Regions from separate parts of the Mus musculus genome. Here all the other regions are linked to region 2. A link is a loop called in an ENCODE intact Hi-C map of the cell type or tissue named here. Cell type or tissue: heart. All regions are shown on one strand. Each heading gives the region's core, and the rest is flanking DNA. Links, peaks and the distances in the headings are about the cores only.

Evidence for each region. Peaks named below come from ENCODE experiments on the same cell type or tissue, not always from the same donor. Only the 100,000 strongest peaks of a DNase experiment are listed, where the experiment ranks them.
Region 1: it touches region 2 in a loop (7-fold over the local background); 8 of 42 quality-filtered maps call a loop at or near these places.
Region 3: a loop joins it to region 2, with 2.5 times the contacts of the local background. A loop is called at or near these places in 6 of 42 quality-filtered maps.

The regions. Positions count from the first base shown.
Region 1 is chr5:137,509,404-137,517,501 of GRCm38, reverse strand. It overlaps a transcript of Gigyf1 not described here. Among named protein-coding and RNA genes, the nearest start is that of Gigyf1, 5.4 kb to the left of the region's middle. In heart, for the core only: a CTCF peak has its summit at 4,056 (motif pointing left); no DNase peak of the experiment used is centred there; H3K4me3 peaks cover 1,062 bases; H3K27ac peaks cover 84 bases.
Region 2 is chr5:137,648,014-137,656,111 of GRCm38, reverse strand. Agfg2 (ArfGAP with FG repeats 2) reads left to right here. Exons shown (of 12, transcript NM_178162.3): 7 at 384-504; 8 at 700-782; 9 at 893-973; 10 at 2,221-2,349; 11 at 3,597-3,682; 12 at 4,290-5,649. The coding sequence ends at 4,343. Among named protein-coding and RNA genes, the nearest start is that of Irs3, 6.3 kb to the right of the region's middle. In heart, for the core only: a CTCF peak has its summit at 3,434 (motif pointing right); a DNase peak (open chromatin) is centred at 3,434; H3K4me3 peaks cover 197 bases; H3K27ac peaks cover 837 bases.
Region 3 is chr5:137,600,515-137,608,612 of GRCm38, reverse strand. It overlaps Pcolce (procollagen C-endopeptidase enhancer protein), which reads left to right. Exons shown (of 9, transcript NM_008788.2): 4 at 534-658; 5 at 1,069-1,205; 6 at 1,506-1,786; 7 at 2,813-2,890; 8 at 2,986-3,156; 9 at 3,296-3,506. The coding sequence ends at 3,450. Mospd3 (motile sperm domain containing 3) reads left to right here and starts at 7,905. Exons shown (of 5, transcript NM_001254762.1): 1 at 7,905-8,098. It also overlaps the pseudogene Gm7285. In heart, for the core only: a CTCF peak has its summit at 3,816 (motif pointing left); no DNase peak of the experiment used is centred there; H3K4me3 peaks cover 251 bases.

The DNA of each region.
Region 1 (8,098 bases), core at 1,943-5,942, 140 kb after region 2:
AGAGAAGGAAGGACAGGCAGTGTCCGGGGGGAATACGTGGGTTTTTTATCACAGGCTGGGCAGGAGGCTGGACCAGTGTGCCTCTCCAGTCGCCATCCGCTGCAGGACGCCAGGAATCTAGAAGGAAGAAGAGAGTGTCCACTAGAGGAGTCTAGGAAAGAGGGTCTCCTCAGTAACTAAACCAAGGCCCCATGGCAGACAATGGGGTGACCCAGAATCTCAGCACCCCAGAACTCCCAAGCCACAGTGAGGTAAGTGTCTTAACTACAAGAGCCTGGGCTAGCTCAGGCTGCACACTCCACTCCCCCTTCCCGACCCCAATGACTGCACTAGATTCAGGAGGGCTCCACAATCACCCTGAGGGGAGCTGGGACTAGGCAGCCCTTAGGGGCTGGAGACGACACTAAGGAGGAAGAGTGCTCGCCTAGCTAGCACAAAGCCCTGGGTTTTACCTTCACATTGCATGAACCACATGTGGTAGTACACAAGGATCTAAAGTCTAAGCTCCAGCCGGGCGTGGTAGCACACGCCTACACGCCTTTAATCCCAGCACTCGGGAGGCAGAGGCAGGCGGATTTCTGAGTTCGAAGCCAACCTGGTCTACAAAGTGAGTGCCAGGACAGCCAGGGATACACAGAGAAACCCTGTCTCAATCCGCCCCCCCCCAAAAAGTTGGATACACAGAGAAACCCTGTCTCGAACCCCTCAAAAAGTTTAAGCTCCCCACCTCCTCACCCCTAGGAAAAACAAAATAAACACTAAAGGGGCTGGAGATGTCCCTCAACAGCCAGACACTTGCCAGCACGCACAAGGCTCTGTCTGGCTTCAGCCTCCACAACTGCCACAAAGGGACCTGGGGCTGGAGAGATGGCTCAGTGGTCGAGAGTACTTGCTGCTTGTCTAAAGGACCTGTGCTCAGTTCCCAGCAGGAGGGAGGGGGACAGGGGACTAGACTCCAAGAAAGATAACCCCTGTAGGATGTTTCTTACAGAGTAGCCAGGGGTCGGGGCAGGTCAAAGTCAAAGACCTAGAGTTGGGACTGATGGGGCTGCCCACAAACACTGCCCAGGTCTAGAGTTTCAGCTGGGCCCAGAAGGATGTGGACATAGCCATGACAGCTGAATAACACTACACGGATTAACACAGAGAATTACACACCTAAACAATGACTAAAGTGGGGCTGGAGAGAGGGCTCGGCAGTTAGGAGCACTGGCTGCTCTTCCAGAGGATCCCAGTTCAATTCCCAGCAACCACGTGGCAGCTCACAAATGTCCAGTAATTCCAGTTACAGGGAATCCGACACCCTCATACAGACATACATGCAGGTAAAACACCAATGCACATTAAAAAACAATTAATGCCTAAAGTGGTAACTTTACTTTTAGTTTCTAGAGAACGCTTTTGCCTCAGACTCCTGCGTGCTGGGATTATAAGCATGCACTACCACGCCTGGCTCTTGCTAATCATTTTATTTCTGAATTTCATATGTGTTTGGAGGTGGTGGGCAATGATGATGGCATGTGCCCTTGAATGCAGGCACCCAGAGTCTTGAAGAAGGTGTTGGGGCCCCTGGAGCTAGGGTTACAGGTGGCTGTGAATCACCTGACATTGGAGAAGGAAATCACTCAAGGGCCTCGAGAGTACTGCCTGGACCTAACCACTCAGCTAACCACTGAGCCATTACACCCACAATCATTTAAAAAGCTTTAGTGAGGCTGGTGGCATAGGATGTACTTAGCATGGACAAGCCCTGGGCTTCAATCCTCAGCATTTATTCAAAAAATAAACAAACAAACAACAAAACCCTACCATCACAACAAAAAATTTTGTAGGGCAGGGTAGATGGCTCAGTCAGAAAAGTACTTGCTGCACAAACTCAAGAACCTGAGTTCACGTCCCAATAGTCAGGTAAAAACCAAGCTTCCCTACTTATAAGCCTAGCACCAGGGAGGTAGAAAGAGAACATCCCTGGGGATGGCTGGAGATGGCTCAGTGGGTAAAGTGGTGCTACACCAGCGTGAGGACCAGAGTTCAGATCCCCAGACCCCATGGAATGATGGCTTGTGTACCTACAGGGAGATGGGAGGTGAAGCAGGAGCACCCCTTGGGGCTCATGGACCAATTAGATGAACGAAACCCCAAGAGGCTGCGTCTCAAACAAGGTAGGAGGACTAACAGCCAAGGTTGTCCTCTGCCACCACATGTGTGCACTCTCACACGGATATATTCACAAAGATTAAACAGCAGTAAGTTAGACATCAAGAGAGAAAGATAACACCAACCTGTGGTCTTTACACACTTAGATGCACTTGTGAGCACAGCAAAGCTTTAGAGGAGCCACTGTGGGGCCAAGCTCATACTCAAGCTTTCCCTAGTCTGAACCAAGAACCCACACACCCTGCCTGCACAACTGCAAAGTGACAGTCTGGGACCTGCTCAGTTACCCTGCTAGTGGATCAGACACTGGTCTGAGTGCAGAGAGACTGCCCGGGAGGAGACATCGATGGTGTGTCTCACCCTCACCTTTTGGCACCCCTCCCGCCCTTCATGAAGCTGCCCTGGTTGGAAATAGTAAGGAGAGGTGGGCTGATAATACAGATCAGCCTGGTGGAGGCACTTGCTGCCAAGTCTGACCACCTAGGTTTGGTCCCTTAGAATCCACATAGGAAGAAGGGAACCAACATGTGTCCTCAGACCTCCACATGCATGCCATGGCGCACGTGTACCCCGCCCCCCACGCACTAAGCAGGAGTGGGGGGAGTGCACAGGATGATGATGACGATGACAATGACATCCTTAATTTACAAAGAGAAAAGTAAAAGCACAGCAGCACTGCAGAGGCAGGACAGGCCCAGGGGAACACGGACAAGCTCCGAGGCGCTAAACCAGCCCGATAAAGGGCTCAGCGCCAGCCACTGGGCAGCCCTGGGCTTCTTCCCCACACTGAAGGGACCTAGCAAGCAGCAGGCAGTCTACCATGTGGTTTCTACCCGGGCCACAAGTAGGTCTCTGCCCTGTGTGCTGCCTGAAGCCAAGGGCTCTTGGCTGAGGACTCTTGCTCCCTGCTCCCTGAGGAATATGGGCAATGACTGTAGACAGCTCAGGCTGAGCAGAAGGAAGGATGCTATTGGCTTCTAGCAGGTAGAGACCAGGGATGCTGTGGGCTGGCTTACAAGCCACAGGACAGCCCCACATACAGAAGCATACATACATATGACAGGCTCAGTAGGAAGAATGTTCGCCTAGCATGCACATGGCCTTGGGTTCAATCCCCAGCACTTCAAACCAGGCAGGCAGCCCAGGCAGGCAGCAGAGGCAGGCAGCAGAGGCAGGCCTGTCAAGTGGCATGTGGCCAGGTGCAGACAGGTGGACTGAGATGCCCTCAATGACAAGACTGAGAAACCCTCCTCTATCCACAAGCCCAGGTCGAGTCACCGCAGTGTTCGAAAGAAGCAGCTATGCCTAAGCCCCCTTGCCCCTCGGCAGCAAGGAAAGGGTTCTCTCATCACACTGTCCCGTGAGAAAATTCAAAGTCCTGCCAGAAAGGAAGTCCCGGGGAAAAGAATAGATTAAAAAACAAACAGCATCATGTTGGTGAAACAGCTCCGCTGATAAAGATGCTCGTGGCCAAATCTAATGACCGGAGTTTGATTCTTAGGACCTACACCGTGGAAAGAGAGAACCAACTCCTCCAAGCTGTGTCACCCCAACAAAATATCACGGGACATGCTTACACACACGGGACATGCTTACACACACAGGACATGCTTACACACACGCACGCATGCCCGCAGACACACACTGTAATTTAAAAATGACGGGGGAAAAATCAAAGCCTAAGATTGCCCATCCCAGCTCCTCAGAGGGCATCTGAGGCTCTTTCTAATGAAGACCACCATGGGCAGCAGGGTAGGGACTAGCCTTCCCCACCCCTTTTTACTGACTGCCTAGGCTAGGGGTCCTTTCCACCCAGGCCAACTCAGCCTCTCTCTCTGCCTTGTAAGACCCTTCCCCACAGCCTAGCCCTGGCCTCCCCTAGCCCTTGCTATTGAAAGACTGACCCCTGCTGGAGGCTCAGGCTGGGTCTGGGAGCAGGCAGCCTCTGCTCTGGCTCTCAGAACTCCAAGCACAAGCTGACAACAATTAGGGACAATTCCTCCTTACTCTACCCCTCTCCCAAACTTTGTGCAACTTAAAGCAATGTACCTTAGCAACTTCCTGTACTACGGTTAACAGAGTCAACCCCCCAAATGCCTCACACTCAAAGCAATCACCTAACCACTTTCCCAGGACGAATGGAGATATGCACATACATGTGTGGACATTTATATATACACATACACACATAGAAAATATATCCTCCCTCCATGTGTAGTGGGAGGACGAAGGGCTACAGCCCCCCTCCCCCACCATCTGCAGGGCAGCAGTTACCCCTTCTCTACTTTGAGTCATGGGGACAACCTTAGCTCTTGGCCAATTGTGAACCGACTTCACAGTTTTCAAAGGATTTTCTCGCCTTACCTCATTTGATAAGGGGCAAACTGGAGTTTTGGCCTGGGTGGAAAGGACCCCTAGCCTAGGCAGTCAGTAAAAAGGGGTGGGGAAGGCAACCTTCTGCCAGGTTGCCTAGCTGGGGACTCCAGTACATAGAAAATAAAGTTATACCTCCCCTGACGGGGTGCCCTCAGCATCACCCAAGACAGGTGGCAGGAGTTACCCTGAATGTTCAGCCTCCCTATGTAAGTCTGAAGCTGTTTCTGATTCCTTCCCAGACCTTGGGGCTGATGAACCTAAGGCTGGCCTCAAACACACAGCAGCCCCCCTGCTTCCTGGGTGTTTGCATGGTTTCCATGCCAACATTTTTCTTAGAACTTTTATGTTTTGTGTGTGAGTATGGTGTGCATGGATGTATTTGAATTCACATGCACACACACATATGCACGAACGTAGAATTCTCAGGTTCTGCTGTGTCTTCAGCAGCTTATTTATTGAGGCAGGATCTCTTCGCTGAGGCAGAATACGCTGTTTTGGGTCCTCTTGCAAGAGGGCTTCCCTTTCTGCCGGGGATGCTAGGATGGCTGTGTGCTCAGCTAGCATTTAAGTGGCTCTAGAGATCCAAATTCTGGCCGTCACCCTTGCTCAAGCGCTACAGCCACCAGAGTCCTTTCTTCAGACTTTCAGGTCACCCTCTCTCACCTAAAGCTGAGCTGTTTCTTCTTTTCTCTCTCTCTAACTGTATGATGCTGGGGGGGGGGGGGCACATGCAGGGTCAGTGGACAACTCTGCGGCGTTTGTTCTCTACTCCCACCCAGGAGTGGGTTCTTGGTCAACAGGCTTGCAAACAAGTACCTTGTCCGGCTAAGCCATCTCACCATTGGGCCATGATTCCGATCTCAAATGCCAACAACAGATGTCAAAGGCTAGGGTAAAGTTAGGATCCCTTATTCACTATCCCTACAAAGCACGAACTTGCATCCAGTAGCTGACAAAGCCAGTCAACAAGAGTGAACACACCATAAAAGTGTACTAGAATCCTCATGTGGGAGTCAAGCCCCCTCCCGCCTCCCCTGGCACCCCAGTCAACGGAGAGGAATAATAAGGCAAGTTCCTCCTCAAATCCTCCCCTAACTTGGGATACTGATGTACAAATGATGTATGAAATAAACATTGAGCTGGGCTGGAGAGTGGCTGGCCTGGGGATGCAAAGGAAAATAGTTGGATGGATAGGTACCAGAGCCAACCAGACACTTACTGGTCCTAGATGGGTTGGGGGGCTTAGAGGGTCAATGTCTGCTGGGAATGGGTTTTTCCTAAAAGGGAGCTTTGAGCAGGAAGATGGAGGAGAAGGAAAGAGGGAGGGTGGATGAAGGAAAGATCAGGCCACCAACTATGTATTTAGCATCTCCCAGGCTCAGCACTGCAAACCTGCTTGGGAACTGTAGTAACTATTAGGTCTAAGAGGGGACACAGAGGGGTCTTTCATCTTGAAAAAAAATTAAGAAAAATTCTAGGCAAACCGTGAGGGGCAGTGACCTGCAGCTGTCCCATCGAGCTGGGACATACGGACTGGGAAGAGCCTGGTCAGGGAGGCCCAGCAGCCCCAGCTCAGACAGACAGACAGACAGACAGACAGACAGGTGTCTCACGCGGCCGGACAACTGAGGAGGGAAAAGGGACATCGATGACCAAGCACTTAGGTGGCCGCTTAAAACCCAAGAGACCGAGGTGAAGACCCAAGACGAGATGGTCGGGCAGAATAAAGCTACCATGGTGGCCAAAGTGGTGGAACGCTTGGACCTGCGAGCCCCCGCCAGGCCCCGGTTCGGCTACCAGAACCGTGCTTGGCACGTAGCGGGCTTGGGGGGGGGGTGAGGGGGGAAGAGGGGACACCGCCAAAAGGGGAGGTCGGGGCGCGCACACACCACACAGCAGAAAGGCCGGGCCCGAGCGGGACATTTCGGGGAGCTTGTAGGGGACCCCAGAGACGCGACCGTTACTTCGGATTGAGCGCGGGGGGTGCGGGCGAGCACGGGCCGGGAGGACGGCGTGCCCTTCAGGGAGGGGCGCCAGGTGCGCGGGGCGCCACCGTCCCCCCTCTCCCTCCCCGTCCTCCCGCCCCGAGGCACAGAGCGGGGCAAGCGGGGGCCTCCCCCACCCCCCCCACCGGAGCCGACGAGCCCCGAGCCGAGGCCGCGGGGCCGCTCCGGGGAGAGAGAGAGAGCGAGAGAGAGAGAGAGAGAGGGAGGGCCGGCGCGCCGGCCACCGCTGGGGTACGAGGAGGAGGGCCCGCGCGCCGTGGCTCCGGCTGCTGCCCGCAAAGGCTCCCGGGCGGCCGCCGCTGGCGTCGGGGGCGGGCCTGCTCCGGTGCTCGCAGAGCTTACCGGAGGGGGGGGCGCGAGGTTCCCGGTCCCCCGGGGCGTTGGTGACCCGGGCGCGGCAGCGGCGGCGGCGGTGACGGGCGGGTGGCGCGGAGGGCCGGGACGGCGGCGGCGGCGGCAGGGGGGGACTGGGGGGGGGCGCTGGCGCTCCCGCGGCGGCCGCTCCTCTCTGTTTGTGTTTGTAGCAAGATGGCTGCCCGCCTCGTACCACGTGACACGGACGCGGGGCCGCCCCCTCCAACGCCACCGCGGCCGCGGCTCCCACCGCCACCGACCGCGCTCTCCGACGGCGACCCGCCGCGACCCCCGCACCCCCCGCCGCTCCCCGCTGCAGCCCGCAACCTAAGGCACGGCTCCCCCGCGTCGCCACCCCGCGCACGTGACCCCGGGAGCCCCCGCCACAGCCCGTCACGTGACGGGGGTGCTAGTGCAACCTGAGGCTTGGAGGGGGAGTCCCCACCTCCCCCGCCCATTTCTGGTCAACCTCCCCCCCCCTCCCCGCTTCTTCCAGGGAGCCCGCCTGGGTTGAGGTAGTAGAGTCAAATCCAGAATTGTCCCTGAACACCGTGCGGTTTAGGGAAAAGCATGAATGCGCAGTGATTTAGAAGCGGTCTGACTGGGGCTGTCTTTAGTGTGTAAGAGTTTTTTTGGTAGGGTGAGAAGTGGAGGCAGGGGGAATGAGTTGTTCAAAGCCAACCTGGGCTACAGAGTAAGACAGAGTATCGAACCGAGCAAATGCACAAGCCAAAGAGAGCTACATCCTTCACTCCAGCGCCTAGGAACAGTTTTTAGTCCAGACCTGGTCTCAAAACATAAACCAGAGAAAGTTGAAAGATGGTGCGTGTTATCATGGCAGCCAGCCCTTGGGAGGTAGAGACAGAAGGGTCAGGAGTTCAAAGGCAGCCTTGGTTACAAATGGCTGAGTCTGAAGGTGTTTTTAAGAAATTAAAAAGCAGATTTAAGAATGACATCCTCTCGAGACTGATGAACTCAGTATGTAAAAGTTTGGTGTGTACCTTCATGGTTTTCCTTGGAAGTCTGTTTCCTTCCCCCATCTCACTAGCCTGGGCTGGCCTGAAGCTAGCTAGCAATGTAGCCGAGGCTGGCTTTGAACTCAGAAAACATGCCTGCCTCTGCCTCCCTGTGGCTTGGTTTGTGTGTGTGTGTGTGTTTTAAACAGTGTCACTTGCTGTAGCTGGGGAGGCTCTTGAACTCTCTAG
Region 2 (8,098 bases), core at 1,933-5,932:
CTATACACTGAGCCCTGGATTTGATCCTTAGCCCGTTATACTCCAGGCACACTTGTAATCCCAGCCTTGGGAGACTAAGGCAAGAGGATAAAGGAGAGTTCAAGGCCAGCCTGAGCTACATATTGAGAGCCTGTCTCAAAAAAGACAGAAAGGAGGAATGCCATTTTTGCTGAAGAGACAGCCAAGATGAGACCTTATTGCCTTACCCAGAAGTCTTCAGGGGATGAGCCCTCCTACACTAGCCACTCACAGGAGAGCCGAACTGGCTCAGAGAGTCCAGCAGGTGCCTCACCTGTCACCATTCCACCCCACCCCCACCTCCATCTCCCCTTCTCGTCTTTCCCTCAGGTCTCAGCCTAGCCTCCTTGTTTTATCCCATCCAGGAAGTGGCCAGATGTCTGCGTTTGGTGTGGCACCCCTTGCAGCTGCCAGTCAACCCAACAACCTTGCAGATGTGGGCGGCCTCCTGGGTCCCAGGATGGCTGCTGGAGGTCTCCCTGGCAGGTGGGTCTAGACACAAAGGTGACTTATCTGAAGGTTGGTGGCATTTTCACAGGCTGATAGTGCATTGTGGCTTCCTTGTCTCCCCTTGGCTTCCTGGGCTAGCCTTGGGTAACACAGTGGGCTTGCCTTCTTTGCCCCCCTGCTTGCTCTTTCTGGAAGCTGCCCATTCCCACCTCCTCTCTCTCTGCGCCACAGTGTTTTTGGGATGCCGAGCCAGGTTCCTGCCCTGCAGTCGGCCGTGCCAGGTGTTAGCGGCAGTGGAGGGCTCCCCTTTGGAGGTGAGTCTTACCTGTGGAGACCTGGAAGGGGAGGTGGGAAAAGCACCTCAAGATTGAAAGGACTCAAACCATCTTTTTCTCTAACGTCTCTCTCTTTGTGCTGTGAGCAGCCTACACCAACCCCTTCGCCACCCCTGCCCAAGCCCAGCTGCCTTCTACCAACCCATTCCAACCCAATGGTCTAGCCTCAGGTAAGTTCTCAGAACCAACTTTGAAGTTTTTAGAGTGCCAGCTCTCCTAACCTTATGTCTCTCATGGTCCAAAGAGCAGTCACCATCACGCTCTCCACACTAGCCCCCGCTAGTTCCAGCTGTAAATCTAAGCCACCTAGTGGACTAAAAATAGAAGCATCTTTGCCATAACAGTATCACAGAAAAAAACGCCACATGGTGGTGCGCCCCTGTAATAACAGTACTGCTTAAGAGAGAGGATCGTCACAAGTTCAAGGACAGGCTGGGGTACATAGTAAGATCCGGGCCAGCCTGGTCTACATAGTGAGACTCTGTCTCAAAAAAAAAAAAAAAAAAAAAGATTTAAAGGAAGGAGAGTCAAGAGAGAAGCGGGTGAGTGGAGGAGAGGGAGGGAGGGAGGGAGAGAAGAGAGGAGGGGGAGGGAAGCATGCCTTTCCCCCAAGTCGGTTCTCAAGTGTTTTTCCTCTTAGCTGAGGGCACTATGATGCTCCTGTCTCCAATCCCCTATGCAGATCCATCCCTTGGAACAGCCAGGCTTTCTTCCTTCAGTGTTCCAAGCCTAAGCTACCAGAGAACCCTCATGAACAGAGTTCTTGTTATTCCCCGTCCTTGTTAGTCAGCAAGGCCTTGTAGTTCCTTGCCCTGGGCCCTCCACAGCCTCTATTGTCCCTTAAACTCCTCAACTCCTGTTAGCTCGATGGGGACTCAGGCTGAGGAGACAGGAGGTCGCCTAGAGCAGAGTCACACGCATGCGCGCATACACACACACACACACACACACACACACACACACACACACACACGGCCTCGCTCCATCAGCTTATGGTGGCCCAGTGAGATGGGTCCCATGCCCATTTTAGGGAATAAAGCAGATCTGGGCATGAAGGCACAGAGCTGTCATCCAGCACTGGGAAGCTAGGCCATCCTTAGCTACATAGTGAGCTCAAGGACAGCTTGGGCTTACGTGAGACCCTGCCTCATAAGGGGGAAGGACACCGGGAGAGAGAATCAATGAGAGCTGACATAGCGAGGGGTCATAAGTCCCCTTATCTGTGGGCCCAGTTCTGCATGGTTCACGAGCACTGCACCCTTCAAGCCAGGCGCCCCAGGAGCATGGCGATCACAGGCTTATAGGGCTTCCCACTGTGGGAAAAGTGACCCCACTTTCTATATGGGGAGGTTAAGGTGGGAAAATGTCAGCTCATCTGCCTGAAGTCTGTTTGAGCCTCCCCTCTCTCGCTCCACAGGGCCTGGCTTTGGGATGAGCAGTGTTCGGCCTGGCCTTCTCCAGCCAGTGCCACCCTCCGGGGCCTTTGCCAGTCCCTTCTCTGCACCCGTGTTCCCCACACAGGCTGGACTGGCCGACCAGCAGAATGGTAAGAGGACCGGGTATGAGCCCCTCTTTCCTCCGCATATCCCCACTGTACATCTGGACAGTGCAGCCTCCGAAGACTGTGTGTGATCTGTTCCAGGAACCCCACCCCCACCCCGCATGCACACCGGACTCCATAGATAACTCATGCAGTTCACGTGAACGGCATTGCATTTACACAGAAACTGTGCACACCAAGTGCGCAAGTGCATTGATTTATCCCAGCAATCAAGAGGCTGAGACAAGTGCAAGGCCTGCCGGGAAGGCTCACATAGTGGAAAGAGGGCGGGAGTTGGAGCTCACTGTAGAGTTTGCCTGGCACCATTGACACTGAGTTCCAGCCCCAGTCCAATAAAGAAGGCAGGAGCCTATACACACCCCTCTCTCTCCATATGCATACCCTTTTTAAAAGGAATTTTATTTGGTATGTGTGGGTGTTTTGGCTGCAAGATGTGAACCTTGGTCCTCTGGAAGAGTGGGCTGTGGTTTTAAGTGTGGAGCCATCTCGCCAGCCTTCGCCTGTTTTGTTTAACATTTGTGTGTGTGTGTTTGGGTGAACATGGCATAGCACTGCCATGAAGGTCAAGACAACTTGTGATAAGTCAGGTCCCTCCTTCTAGCGCGGGGGTCCTGGGTATCAAACTCAGGTCATCAGGTTGGCAGAAGCCTTTACCACTGATCCACCTTGCCAGCCCCTGTTTACCTTCTCTTATTTTTTTTGTTTTGTTTTGAGATAGGTTTGCAGTGTGTAGCCCAGGCTAGCCTTGAATTCCTGATCCTCCCAGCTTGCCGGGTGCTGGGGTTAAACATGACACTATGCTTGGCTGTTTATAATCTTTTGTTTTTGTTTTTTTCCAAGACAGGGTTTCTCTGTGTAGCCCTGGCTATCCTGGAACTCACTCTGTAGACCAGGCTGGCCTTGCTTGGGTTAAAGGCCTGGGCCACCACTGCCAGGCCGGAATATTTTTAAGGATTTGTTTTCAGCCTACTCTTCTTGACCCTTAAGAAGACAGTTTACAGGGGGTGGGGCGCTGGTTGCCTGTACAGATGGAGAGTTGACCTAGTTCCCTTTCTGACCAGTAGGGGGCCCAGAGGAGCTGCAGAGCTACCTCTGTCTCCTGATGGCTCCATACTTTTCTAAGGAGAATTCTGGAAGGATCCCTCTTGGGTGCTCCCTGGGAATGTAGCAAGCTGCTCTCCTTCAGGAAGGTGAGAGACACAGTCAACCAAATTATTGTCCTTGTCTCCCAGGATCTTCCTTTGGCGACTTGGGGACCTCTAAGCTGGGGCAGAGGCCACTGAGCCAGCCGGCTGGGATCTCTACCAATCCTTTCATGGTAAGCACTGCACTGTGACATTGGAGACACACAGATCTTTCCAGAAGGTGGTAATGTGGGGTATAACTAAGACCCCTTCCTGGAGTGCATGTGTGTGTACCCATGCACTCACAGAGGCCAGAGGAGGACTTCCGGTGGCCTTCCCTATCACGCTCCACCTGACATAGGGCCTCTCATGGAACCTGGAACTAGTCTGGTGGCTGGTGAACCCCAGGGGTTCTCCGGTCTCTGTCCCTCGAGGGACACCGAGGTTGTAGGTGCACATGAGACCACCCCAGCTTTATATGGGTGCTGAGGATTCAAGATTAGGTACCCATGAAGCCAGTACACACACACAGCCCACCTCCTCCCTTTTTTTGAGACTGAGTCGCATTGTGTACCCCAGGCTAGGCTGAAACTCAGGCTCCTCCTGCCTCAGACATCTGAGTGCTGAGATCTCAGGTGTGTCCATCCACACCCAGCTCCCAGGCCCCACTCAGTCCCTCACTCCCTTCAGTGTCCCCTAATCTCCCTTACTGTCTGTTTCTCGAGTGGTGACGTTGGGTGGTCTCCAGCAGTTTCCCTCCCCGCCCCGCTAATCTAGTAACCTTTTGCTGTCTCTTTGCAGACTGGATCCTCAGCGTTTGCCTCCAAACCTCCAACCACAAACCCATTCTTGTAGCACTGTGTCATTGGGGGAAGAAGGGGCTCTCCCCTCCTGGGGGTGTGGGGAACAACTTCTACTTCTGCACCCCTCAGAGCTCTGGTGACCATTTGCCTGTGGGGCATTTCTGTGGGTCTGAGGCTGGGATTGGGCCTGGGTTGCGGGGCTTCTGGATCTGGGAAGAGGGGAGGTTTAGAAGTGTGACTTGGAGATGACTCAGACTCTAGCCTCCTGGTCTGCCGCCCAGGGGCTTCCTCTTCCTTGCTGGACACCTACCCAGGAAGAAGCCCACAAGGAGCAAAGATACTCTCACCAGGAGACCCCATAGTGGTGTATTTCTGTCAGATTATTAATTATGAAGACAGTCTTCGATCCTGTCCCTCCTGGCCTGTGGGGAGAGAAGCTAGGCACAGCCCCAGCCGCAACTTCCTCCACACCCAACCTTCCAAAGCTGCCGCTGTCCTCCCAGATGGAAGCAAAGCTCGAATGTAGGGTAAAGATGAGGCCTGGTGTTGAAAGCCACCAGATAGCCCTGGGACTGCGGAGCTTCTGGTGTCTAGTGTTTTTGTTTGCCAGGCTCGGCCACACCCACTTCTCTCCACCTCAGTTCTTCCTAGCTGCCCCCTCATCTTGTCCGTCAGGGTGGGGGAGTTTGACCTACAGAGTATGCGTGCCCGCCTCCTGTCAAGCACTTTAGTTAGCCCTGTCATGTTTGGATACCAGTGTTTTATATTTATAAATAGAGACTTTTCTAATATAGCCTATTATATACATAAATAAATATATATATGCATACACATATGTAAACAGATAAACACCGCTGGCCATTCTTTTTCTCCTAGACAACCCTTGAACTTGGGGGACTTGGGTAGGAGGATCACAAGTTCAAGACTAGCCTGGACAATTTTGGGACCCTCCGTCTCAAAGGAAGAAAAAAAAAAAAAACAAAACGATAAAAAGTAAAAACAGAGAACTCAGGATGTAGTTCAGTGGTAGAGCACTTGTCTAGACTCCTCCTGGGAACTTGAAGAATAGGGTAACTCCTGCCTGTGCCTGGATAATCAAACCCGGAGCCCCAGGGCTCAGGGGAGGACAACCAAGTGTCCTGACGCTTTCCACAATACACACGAGAAGGGGTACCCCAGAGGCTAGGCTTTTCCAATGAAAAGTCTGCGATTGGCTGGGGAGTTTGGTTTTTTTTTTTTTTTTTTCTTCTTTTTTCCACATTCCTCCCTCTGTTCTCAAATATCTGCACCAAAGCTTGTTTGGAGGCAATGTCGGAAAAGATTGCGTTTGAAAGGATTAAAAAAAAAAAAAAAAAAAAGCTCTGAGTGTCTTGTTTTGTGCCAGCTGGAGTGGACACAAGTCAGTCAACAGGACTGAGCCTTGACTTGGATCTTCTGATCTTCACTGCCTGGGCTGATAAACACGTGACCTGAACTGCGCACCCTCTGTTAGCAAGAAGCCCGGAGACCAGTGAGGGTCCCGATCTGGGGCTGAAAGGTAGTGATGGCGCAGGGCGGCAGGTGCCAGGGAGCTGGTCGAGTGTAGCTTTGATAAGTAAACCGCCTCTCAGTATTCTCGGCGCCTCCAGCAGTTCCTTACCAGAGGCTGTTGTGTCATCGGCCAGGTGTTTTGCGCTGCCTGTGCATGAGATAAATTCCCCTCCAGCAGAGAGACCCAGGCCTTGGCCGTGCTGTTTACCCTGGGAGGCCCCGCCCTTCAGACCTCCGCCAAGAGTTCCTGGCCCTTTAAATTATTCATTCTTAGGATTTCTCTGGGCCTTCCATAGGGACCAGCAAAGGGATGTGGGCATTAAGTTATCAGTCAGTTCTTTGCTTTATAGATGTTTCTGGAAAGATCTGTAGCTCTTGCTAAGCCAGGCTTGGCCTTCCCTCTGCAATAAGACTCAGTCTCTACTGTTTCCGCTAGCCTAGCCTCTCCCCTCCTTCCCTCTCCTGGGAGGAGGGGGGGGAGGGAGTGAGGGGGGAGGGAGGTCACCCAGCTGGCCCCTAGCCTTTGTACTAGATTTTTCCATATTTTCTGTTTCTTTTCTCATCTTTAATAATGTCAGTCTGTTCCCCACCACCACCACCACCACCAGTTCTCCTACCTATGTAGCTTGGGCTATCCTCAGACTAATTCTGCTGCCTCAGTCTCCTGAGGGCTAAGATTCCAGGTATGTGCCCCGACGCCAGGCTGCCCCTCCCATTTCTTTTTTGCTGCTGCTCCTTTTGAGACATAGTCACAGAGGCTGTGTAGCTCTGGCTTGCATGGAACTCACTGTGGAGCTCAGGCCGGCCTCAGACACACTGTGTAACCAAGTGTGACTGAATTTCTGACATGCCACCACACAGTTTCACAAGGTGCTAGGAATCGAGCATTCTACCAAAGGAGCCATATCTTTGGCCCTTCCCTTTCCCCCCATTTTGCTTGAAGCCAGGAGTAAGGGCAAGGTTGGTTGTTTTTTTTCTTTTTTTAAACACAGCTTCCCTGGAACACTCTGGCTTCAGATAACTTTAGTTTTAAAGGACCCTAAAAAAAAAAAACAGGGCCCCTTTTATATATAAATCAAACTGCACTGTATCCCAGGGATTTCCTGTTGCCTGCCTGCTGCCTGTGTCCAGGTCCTCCTAGCCTCCTCCCCTCCTGTCCCTCTGTCTGATGTGGACCCTGGACAGTCTTCTGACTGATAATCTACCCAGGGTTAGCCTCAAACATCCCCTGAGCTGAGGCTGGGGCTGAAGCCACTGTCCCTGGCAGAGAAGGGCTCAGCAACCTTCCTCCGTCTAACCTCTCCAGACCAGTGGCAAAAACAACAGAAACATCCCCAGTGTATAGAAAAAAGGAACCAAGTGGGCTTGTTTGTCCTCTTTGCACAGCCTCACCTGACGGCTGTAAGTCTGGACAGATGCACATACTTGCACATACACACCTCGGGGGTGGGGGGGCCTGGAACTTGACTTATACACGTCTGGCCATGTCCTTCTCTCTACACCGACCCTGGCCAATGCTCTAGCTACGCTATGCAGGTGACAGCTACCCTGGCTCGGGTCTGTCTGTCAGCCAATCGCCCATGGGCAGTTTCTGTTAGTACCAAGCCTCATTACGTAGCTTAGTTGTCCCCCTCACCCACCCACCCACACACACCCAGAGAAGAATCACAAGCCATCTCAAAGGTTCTCCTCTGGATTCCTACTCCTGCTAACAAGAGTCTTCCATAGAGATGTGGTATGCCCCCAACCTAGCAGAGCCCCAGATATGCTACTTCCTGAGTTGCTGAGGTTTCAGAAGACTATAAAATATGTGCTTAGGTAGAGTTGTTGCTATGGCAACTGAGGTAAGCCAGGCTTCTGGTACCCAGCGTATCACGTCACCAGACACTGCTCACCTCTCTGTACACTACTGCACACTGCTATGCTCTCTCTTAGTCCACACCCCAGGTCCTTGGGTGGCTGCTGCTTCCTGCTTTATCTTTTACCCAGCACTCCAGGGCTGAGTGACACAGAACATTTGGAGCAGCCTCTGTGACAGCAGATGTGATTTCACAAGGACAGATGTTTGCAAGATAACCAGGGTCAGGGAGGCAGGAAGAAGATAGGAAAAGACCCTTCCTGGATGCTTCAACTCAATCCTGAGGGAGTGAAGCTCAGTTTCCTTTGAGATGGAGTCTTGCTCGCCATTGCATACTCCAGGCTAGCAGGCTAGAGAGTGTCTGGAAACCATCCTGTCTCCGCTCCCCTCTCACTGGGAGAGCCCTGGGTTTATGGCTG
Region 3 (8,098 bases), core at 1,943-5,942, 48 kb after region 2:
GTAACTGCCCGCCCCCCTCCGCAATCGGGCTCCTCTGACAGGAGTAAGGGGGCACCTTGAAGCTGGGGGACAAGGATTCCCTCACCGGAGCCCCCTATACCCAGCTCTGGGATCCCGATTGCGGTCCCATCACCCCCTCCCGGCAGCACAAGTCTCTCTGGAAATGTTTCAGGCTGAGACCTCAACAGAGGGGAGGGCACCCTCACCACGTGAGAGCTCTCTAGCCTGCTGAAGAGGATTCTTCTGCTCGGCCGGGATGGAGAGATGGGATCTCCTAGGGGAAGAGGCGTGGTGTGGCGGTGGGCTGGGGAGGGGCCAGGAGGGATCCATTCATCTTCTCCTCTCTGTTGGCCATCCCAGTCCCATATTCCCAGGCGTTTGGTAACCCGCTCTTTCTACTGTTTCCCCTTGTGTCCCCTCATCTTGAGACCCAGACTTCCTAGCGGCCTGCCAGAGCTCCCAGTCTAGAGCTCTCTCCTAGCTGACAGAGGGTCTCTACCGCCCCCCACCCCGTCCCTCTCTCCCTTTCTCAGAGCACCAGTTTTGTGGGGGGCGGATGGAGAAGGCGCAGGGAACCTTGACCACGCCCAACTGGCCTGAGTCGGATTACCCACCAGGCATCAGCTGTTCCTGGCACATCATTGCACCCTCAAACCAGGTACTGACCTTCTTGCCTAGGCTGCCCACTAGGTGCCCAGGCAACATCCTTAAAAGCACACGGACAGCAAAACCTTATTGAACTTCTGTGTCCTGATCCCTGAGCCTGTCCTGGTAGAGACCAAAACCAGACCCATCTTACATGCAAGCAAAAATGATAAAAGTGTGTGATGCTACTGGGGTGGAGTTCTCCAAAGGATGCTCCCTGTAGAGTATAGGGGTGTGTGTGTGTGTGTGTGTGTGTATGTGTGTGTGTAAGACCCTCAGACTACCAGTGTGCAAACATTAGAGGGAACAAGGGGACTCACTATTAGTGCTACTTCCAAGTATCCCTAATGCTGAAAAAGGTGCAGGACACACTATTTGGTCCTCCTTGGCCTGTCCTGCTACGTAGCCTAATGCCTCTACCAGGTGATCATGCTAACCTTTGGGAAGTTTGATGTGGAGCCTGACACGTACTGCCGATATGACTCTGTCAGTGTGTTTAACGGAGCTGTGAGTGACGACTCAAAGAGGCTGGGGAAATTTTGCGGAGACAAGGCCCCTAGGTGAGTGATCCTTTTGATGGGCAGAGTTGGGGCTAACCCTGCATCCCTGTGTGAAAGACTGGGGGGGGGGGGCTCAGCTGACCAGGCAAGATCTGAGCTCTAGGAGTCCAAACTACTGGTCAGAACAAGTAGAGGACGTAGCAAAGGTGTAGTGTATCTTCTGGAGTCTGCAGAGCTTGTGTGTGTGGGGGGGGGAGATTCTGATGTCAGAGGACTGGTTTATTAAGCTTGGCCAGTGGGGACAGAACAGAGTGCCGAGTCTACCTGACACCTCAGCAAATGCTCCTCTGCCCACTGCAGCCCCATCTCTTCTGAAGGGAACGAGCTCCTGGTCCAGTTTGTATCAGATCTCAGTGTCACCGCAGATGGCTTCTCAGCCTCCTACAGGACCCTGCCACGGGATGCCGTAGAGAAGGAGTCAGCCCTGAGTCCAGGGGAGGACGTACAGCGTGGTCCCCAGTCCCGCTCTGACCCTAAGACAGGAACTGGGCCCAAAGTCAAACCACCCACTAAACCTAAATCCCAACCTGCAGAGACACCAGAGGCTTCCCCTGCTACCCAGGCAACCCCAGTGGCCCCAGGTAAGTGTGAGAAGGTGGAAGAAGGTACTGAAGAGATGGCTCGGTGGTGAAGAGCACTGGCTACTCTTCCTGAGGACCCAGGTTTGATTCCCAGCACTCACATGACAGCTCAAAATCATCTGTAACTCCAGACATACATGCAAAACACCATATACATAAAAGAAAAAGAAAATGAAAGAAGGGGATTGGCTAAAGGAAGCACTATTTATTCATCCATCCATCCATCCACCCACCCATTCATTCATTCATTCATTCATCCATCCACCCATCCATTCATTCATCTATCCACTCATCAATCCATCCATCCATCTATCCACCCATTCATTCATTCATTCATTCATCCACTCATCCATCCATCCATCTATCCATCCAGCACTCACTGGTGCCTGTTTCCTGTCAATGTCTGGGACTAGTGTTGGGAAGCATCGCTGGGTAGAACTCTGGGTTTACATCCATACAGCTGTTGTAATTTCAGATGTGATTAGGGAAAGCAGGGTTTGCCTAGAGTCTCCCAGTGAGGGCTGAGGGCATATGCTCAGAAGTAGAGCATTTCTAAAATTCTCCCAATAAGGGGCTGGAAGCTAAGCTAACTGTAGAGTGCCTGCTCCAGAATCCTCTAGTGAGGTTCTGAGGTGTGACTCAGTGGCAAGGTGCTGGCTTGCCTAGAATCCCCCAGTGAGGGACAAAGGGTGTGGCTCAGCTGCAGAGCCCCTGGCCAGCATGCACCAGACTCGGTTTCCATGTCTAGCGCTGCAAATAAAGGACTAGATAGGCTGACATGAGGAGAATGGGCCTGCCTGCTAGGGAGGCCACCCTCCACTGACATGAGGAGAATGGCCCTGCTTGCTAGGGAGGCCACCCTCCACAGACATGAGGAGAATGGTCCTGCCTGCTAGGGAGGCCACCCTCCACTGACATGAGGAGAATGGGCCTGCCTGATAGGGAGGCCACCCTCCACTGACATGAGGAGAATGGCCCTGCTTGCTAGGGAGGCCACCCTCCACAGACAGCATTGTCTCTTCCTAGCTGCCCCCAGCATCACCTGCCCAAAGCAGTACAAGCGGTCAGGCACCTTGCAGAGCAACTTCTGTTCCAGTAGCCTAGGTAAGACTCTCTCCTGCCCTTCTGACTTCCTGTACTCTCACCGGAGCCCAGTCCTAGCACCTGACTCTTCACCTCTCACCGACATCTTGCTACAGTGGTGACAGGAACAGTGAAGACCATGGTCCGGGGCCCCGGGGAAGGCCTCACTGTCACTGTCAGTCTCCTTGGTGTCTACAAAACCGGAGGACTGGACCTGCCCTCTCCGCCCAGTGGCACCTCTCTGAAGTTGTATGTGCCCTGCAGGCAGATGCCCCCCATGAAGAAAGGTAAGGCACACGGGAAATGGGAGTGGGTGTTGAGCACACTGAAGGTGTGGAGCTGTTAAAGTCTGACCAAGAAGATGCTTTGACAAGGTCTTGATAACTTGAGCTCTCCCCTCCTCCTCCTCCTCCTCCTCCTCCTCAGGAGCCAGTTATCTGCTGATGGGTCAGGTGGAAGAAAACAGAGGCCCCATCCTTCCTCCAGAGAGCTTCGTGGTTCTCTACAGGTCCAACCAGGACCAGATCCTCAATAACCTAAGCAAGAGGAAGTGTCCCTCCCAACCTAGGACAGCTGCCTGATGTCCTAGCCAGATACAGCCTCAGAGCTCATCCAAATAAATGTTTCTTGACTCAGGAAGGGATCGTGTCTGAGGTTCTGTGTGTGCTGGGGGTGGGAGGCACATCTTGGATTTCAGAGTACTTTTTCCTTTGAGTGGTACTAAAGACGGATTGAACTCAGGAACTTACATATTCTAGGCAAGTGCTTTATCACTTTATCACAACATCTTTCTTTTTTTTTTAAGATTTATTTATGGGCTGGAGAGATAGATGGCTCAGTGGTTAAGAGCACCGACTGCTAGGCTCCTGAGTTCAAATCCCAGCAACCACATGGTGGCTCACAACCATCCGTAATGAGATCTGACGCCCTCTTCTGGTGCATCTGAAGACAGCCACAGTGTACTTAGATATAATACTAAATAAAATTTAAAAAAAGATTTATTTATTTTTATTTATGAGTACACTGTAGCTGTCAGACACACCAGAAGAGGGCATCAGATCCCATTACAGATGGTTGTGGTTGCTGGGAATTGAACTCAGGACCTCTGGAAGAGCAGTTAGTGCTCTTAACCTCTGAGCCATCTCTCCAGCCCTTAAACATTATCTTAAACTTTCAGAATACTCTTAAGAATATATGATAGGGGCCAGATGGTGGTTGTGGCACACACCTTTAATCCCAACACTCAGGAGGCAGAGGCAGATGAATCTCTGTGTGTGAGTCAACCTGGTCTACAGAAGGTGTTCCAGGACAGCTAGGACTACACAGAAACCAACCCTGTCTGAGAAAACAAAGAAACAGGAACATACAGTAGGGGCATGCAAGATGGTTCAGCAAGGAAAGGTGCCTGCTGACAAGTCCATAAACCTCAATTCACATTGTAAAAGGAGAGAACTCTCTCTTTTTTTCTGTGTATATATGTGTACATATGTGTTTAGAGCCACCCTTGGGTGTTATCCTCAAAATCATCATCCACCTCTTGTTTCTTTTAATGTGTGTGTGTGTCAAAGAGGCCAAAAGAGGGTGTTGGATCCTCTGGAGTTGGGGATACAGGTGATTTGTAAGTTGCCTAACATAGCTGCTTAGGTCCCTTAGAAGAGCAACAAGCCAAGCTCTCTTAGCCACTGAACCATCCCTCCAGCTCCACCCAGTCCTCCCTGCCACCTTTCGGAAACAGAGCTGGCCACTATAGCTTCAGGAGTTCCTCCACAGGACTATAAAACGCATTGCTAGGCTCTACATTTTTGTTTAAGGATTCGAACACGGGTTCTTGTGCTTGCAAACACTCCTTCTCTGGGTCAGGTCTGCTTCAAGATTCTGCTGTTCCTTCCAACTGGAATTCTTTCCCATAGATACATTTTGGATTCCTTCCTGAGTCTGATTAGATCTCTGCTCAAAGTTCATCTAATTCATTCCTTTGTTCTGGCCAAATGGCATATTATCATTTTAAAATTTTTTTCATTTTGTGTGTGTGTGTGTTCGTGCGTGCGCACACGTGTGCACCGTTGCTGTCTTCAGACACACCAGAAGAGAGCATGAGATACCACTACTGATGGTTGTAAGCCACCATGTGGTTGCTGCGAATTAAACTCGGGACCTTGGGAAAATCGAAGATTACCTTTTAAGTACTGAAAATGTGACAGAAAACAAATGTCCCTGGTTTTGGAGAAGACATTCTCCGGAGGAGAGATGAACACAATATGACATTAAATATCAAGAGACATGCAAAGAAAGCAAGGCTGGGGCTGATGGCTCATAGGCTGGAGAGATGGTTCAGCGGTTAAGAGCACTGCTCTCCCAGAGGTTCTAAATTCGTTTTTCCACAACCATCTATACTGGGATCTGATGCTCTCTTCTTGCATGCAGGTGTACCTGCAGACAGAGTGCTCATATACATATAAATAAATAAACCTAAAAAGAGAGAGAGAGAGAGAGAGAAAGACAGACAGTGGTGGTGCACTCCTTTAATCTCAGTACTCAAGAATCAGAGACAGGTGGATCGCTGATTTCCAGTCCAGCCTGGTCTACAGCCAGGGCTAGTCTTGAAAAATAAAGAAACAAAATAAGCACACAAAACCAAGCAAAAGCATGATAAATCAGTTGTCAGGGAAGTCTTTCCCATAAAAATAACTTAATTTTTTTTAACATTTATTATTTACTTATTATTTTTGGTTTTCCAAAACAGGGTTTCTCTGTGTAGCATAGGTTGTCCTGGAACTCTCTTTGTAGGCAGATCCACCTGCTTCTGCCTCCCAAGAGCTGGAATTAAAGGCGTGCACCACCACACCTAGCTTTACAGTTACCCGTTGAGGTGTACACGTCCACACTTCCACATATGAGTATGTGCATATATACACACAGCTCTGCTCACATGGAGGTTGGTTCTTCCCTCCCACCAAGTGAGCCCTGAAGATGCAACTCAGGTCTTTAGGCTCCACACGAACACCTTTACCACGTGAAACCATCTTGCTGGTCCAATGTTGTTGCTTTTGATTTTATTTTGTTTTGAGATAGGGTCTCACTATACCCCCTGGCTGGCCTCAAACTCAGAGAGATCCACCTGCCTTTGCTTCCAGAGTGCTTGGATTTGAGGTGTGTGCTACCATATCTCTCCCCACCTCCAATGTTTGTGGGTTTTGAGACAAGACTTCACTATGTGGCCATGGCTGGCCTAGAACTCCCTTTGTGTAACAGACCAGGTGAGTTTCAAACTTGTGGCAATCCCACCTGTCCCTACTGAAACTACAGGACTGTGCCTGATTACTTTTGGTAGTTTTCTTTTCCTTTTTGTTTTTCTGTCTTTTTTCTAATCATATTAATTACAGATGAGTTTTACAGAAATAAATTGATCAATTTGTATATAAAACGTGTATAAATGTATTTTGATCACAATCACCCCCACTGTATCTCTTGTCCCCTATCACCTTCCCCTTTCCAAATGGTTCTCCTGGTTTTTTGTTTGTTTGTTTGTTTTTTAACTATGAATGACACTTTATTCAGTCATTTTCTTTACAACTGAAACTCTGGGAATTCAAAATTAACATCCTTGCCTGTGAGCTTCTTGTACTCACCAGAAAAAGTTTCAACCTTGTGTTCCACGTTGTTCTGCTGTGCTTTGTCTAAGTGAACTTTTATGAGCCGGCTGCCATCCAGTTTCACACGGATCCTCTTACCCACAATTTCACTTGGGAAGACTAAGTCCTCAAGGATGGCATCGTGCACTGCTGTCAGGGTGCGGCTTCTGGGGCGCTTCTTGCTTATTTTTCGTTCGGCTTTTCCGGGTTGGCTTGGGCAGAATCCACCTCTGAGCAATGAGGACTACATTCTTCCCACTGAACTTTTTCTCCAATTCACACTAGCCGGACTTGGATTTTCTGGAAAGATTTAAGCTGAGGAACTGGTACAAAAATTACGATAGCTTTCCGACCACCACCAACTTCAATTTCCTTGGCTGCGGTGATGTTGAGTTCCCGCAGCTGCGCCTTGAGATCAGAATTCATCTCCAGCTCGAGAAGCGCCCGAGAGATGCCAGACTCGAACTCGTCGGGCTTCTCGCCATTGGGCTTCACGATCTTGGCGCTCGAGCTGAACATGTTCGTCCTGACGGAGCGCCGGCTTAGAAAAAGTTCTCCTGCTTTCTTGGTGGTTCCTGTTTTGGTTTGTAGGCACATCTTTAGTATCGAAAGTTTTCTTTACATGTATATGACCCACGTATTGTCAGAGGTCAAATGAGGGCGTTCGATTCCCAGAAACTGGAGTTATAGTTGTCACTATGTCTATGCTGGAAGCGAACCTGGGTCCGAACCCTTCAGCACTAACCCTCTTATTTAAAAAAAAAAAAAAAAGTTCCTGCCTCATCCAGTTCTGCTTATTGATTACTGACTTAATCATACGTTTCCCAGGCCCAGATAAACAAACGCTAGGTCGTTGCTCACAGTCCCGCCTCTCGCACTTAACTCTCAGACAGAGAAGGAACTCAGGACACATAAAATTCTTACCAAGATCAAGCCAATCAGTGGTGCCAAAGGAGGCGTGTTTGGTCTTTGAAGAACACCAATCAGCGAACATTGGGGCGGAAGGGATTCAGCACCCACCAATAAGAGAGGCCGTACGGCGGAAGTGCATAAAGGAACTCTCGGGAAGATGGCGCCCTTAATTTGGTCACAAGTTGACCGGAGGAAACTTTGACCGCGAGGTGATTATCACAGTACAAGCGGCTGTTCACAGGCGGGATCCCGAGCAGAGCATATGCCGAGCTCAAGGAAAGGGCACAGGGACACAATTCGGTGACCTGGAGGTCAGGGACTCTCAAAGAGCAGAGTCCGTCAGGAGATCGGAGCGGGAAGACCCGGAAAAGGCGTGGTCAGAAACAGGGCGGGTTTACTGCGCCCCAAACCGGAAGACCCGGATTGGGAAGCGACGAGGCGGGACGGATTTTAGCCAGGTGGGCGTGGCCACTGCGGTGCGGTTTGGGGGCGGGGCCTATAGGAACCTGGGGCCCAGCTGGCAGGAGAGGAGGTTTGGGAACCGGGGCCCGGGGCTGCAGGATCCACATCTAGCGGGGTTCCAAGGCAGTGGTGACATCAGGCCTCGCTCTGCTCATGATCTCCCCCTGTCCTCTTTTCATCCATCGCGTCACTAGCCCTAAACTCTAAGACCCTCTTGTCCTCC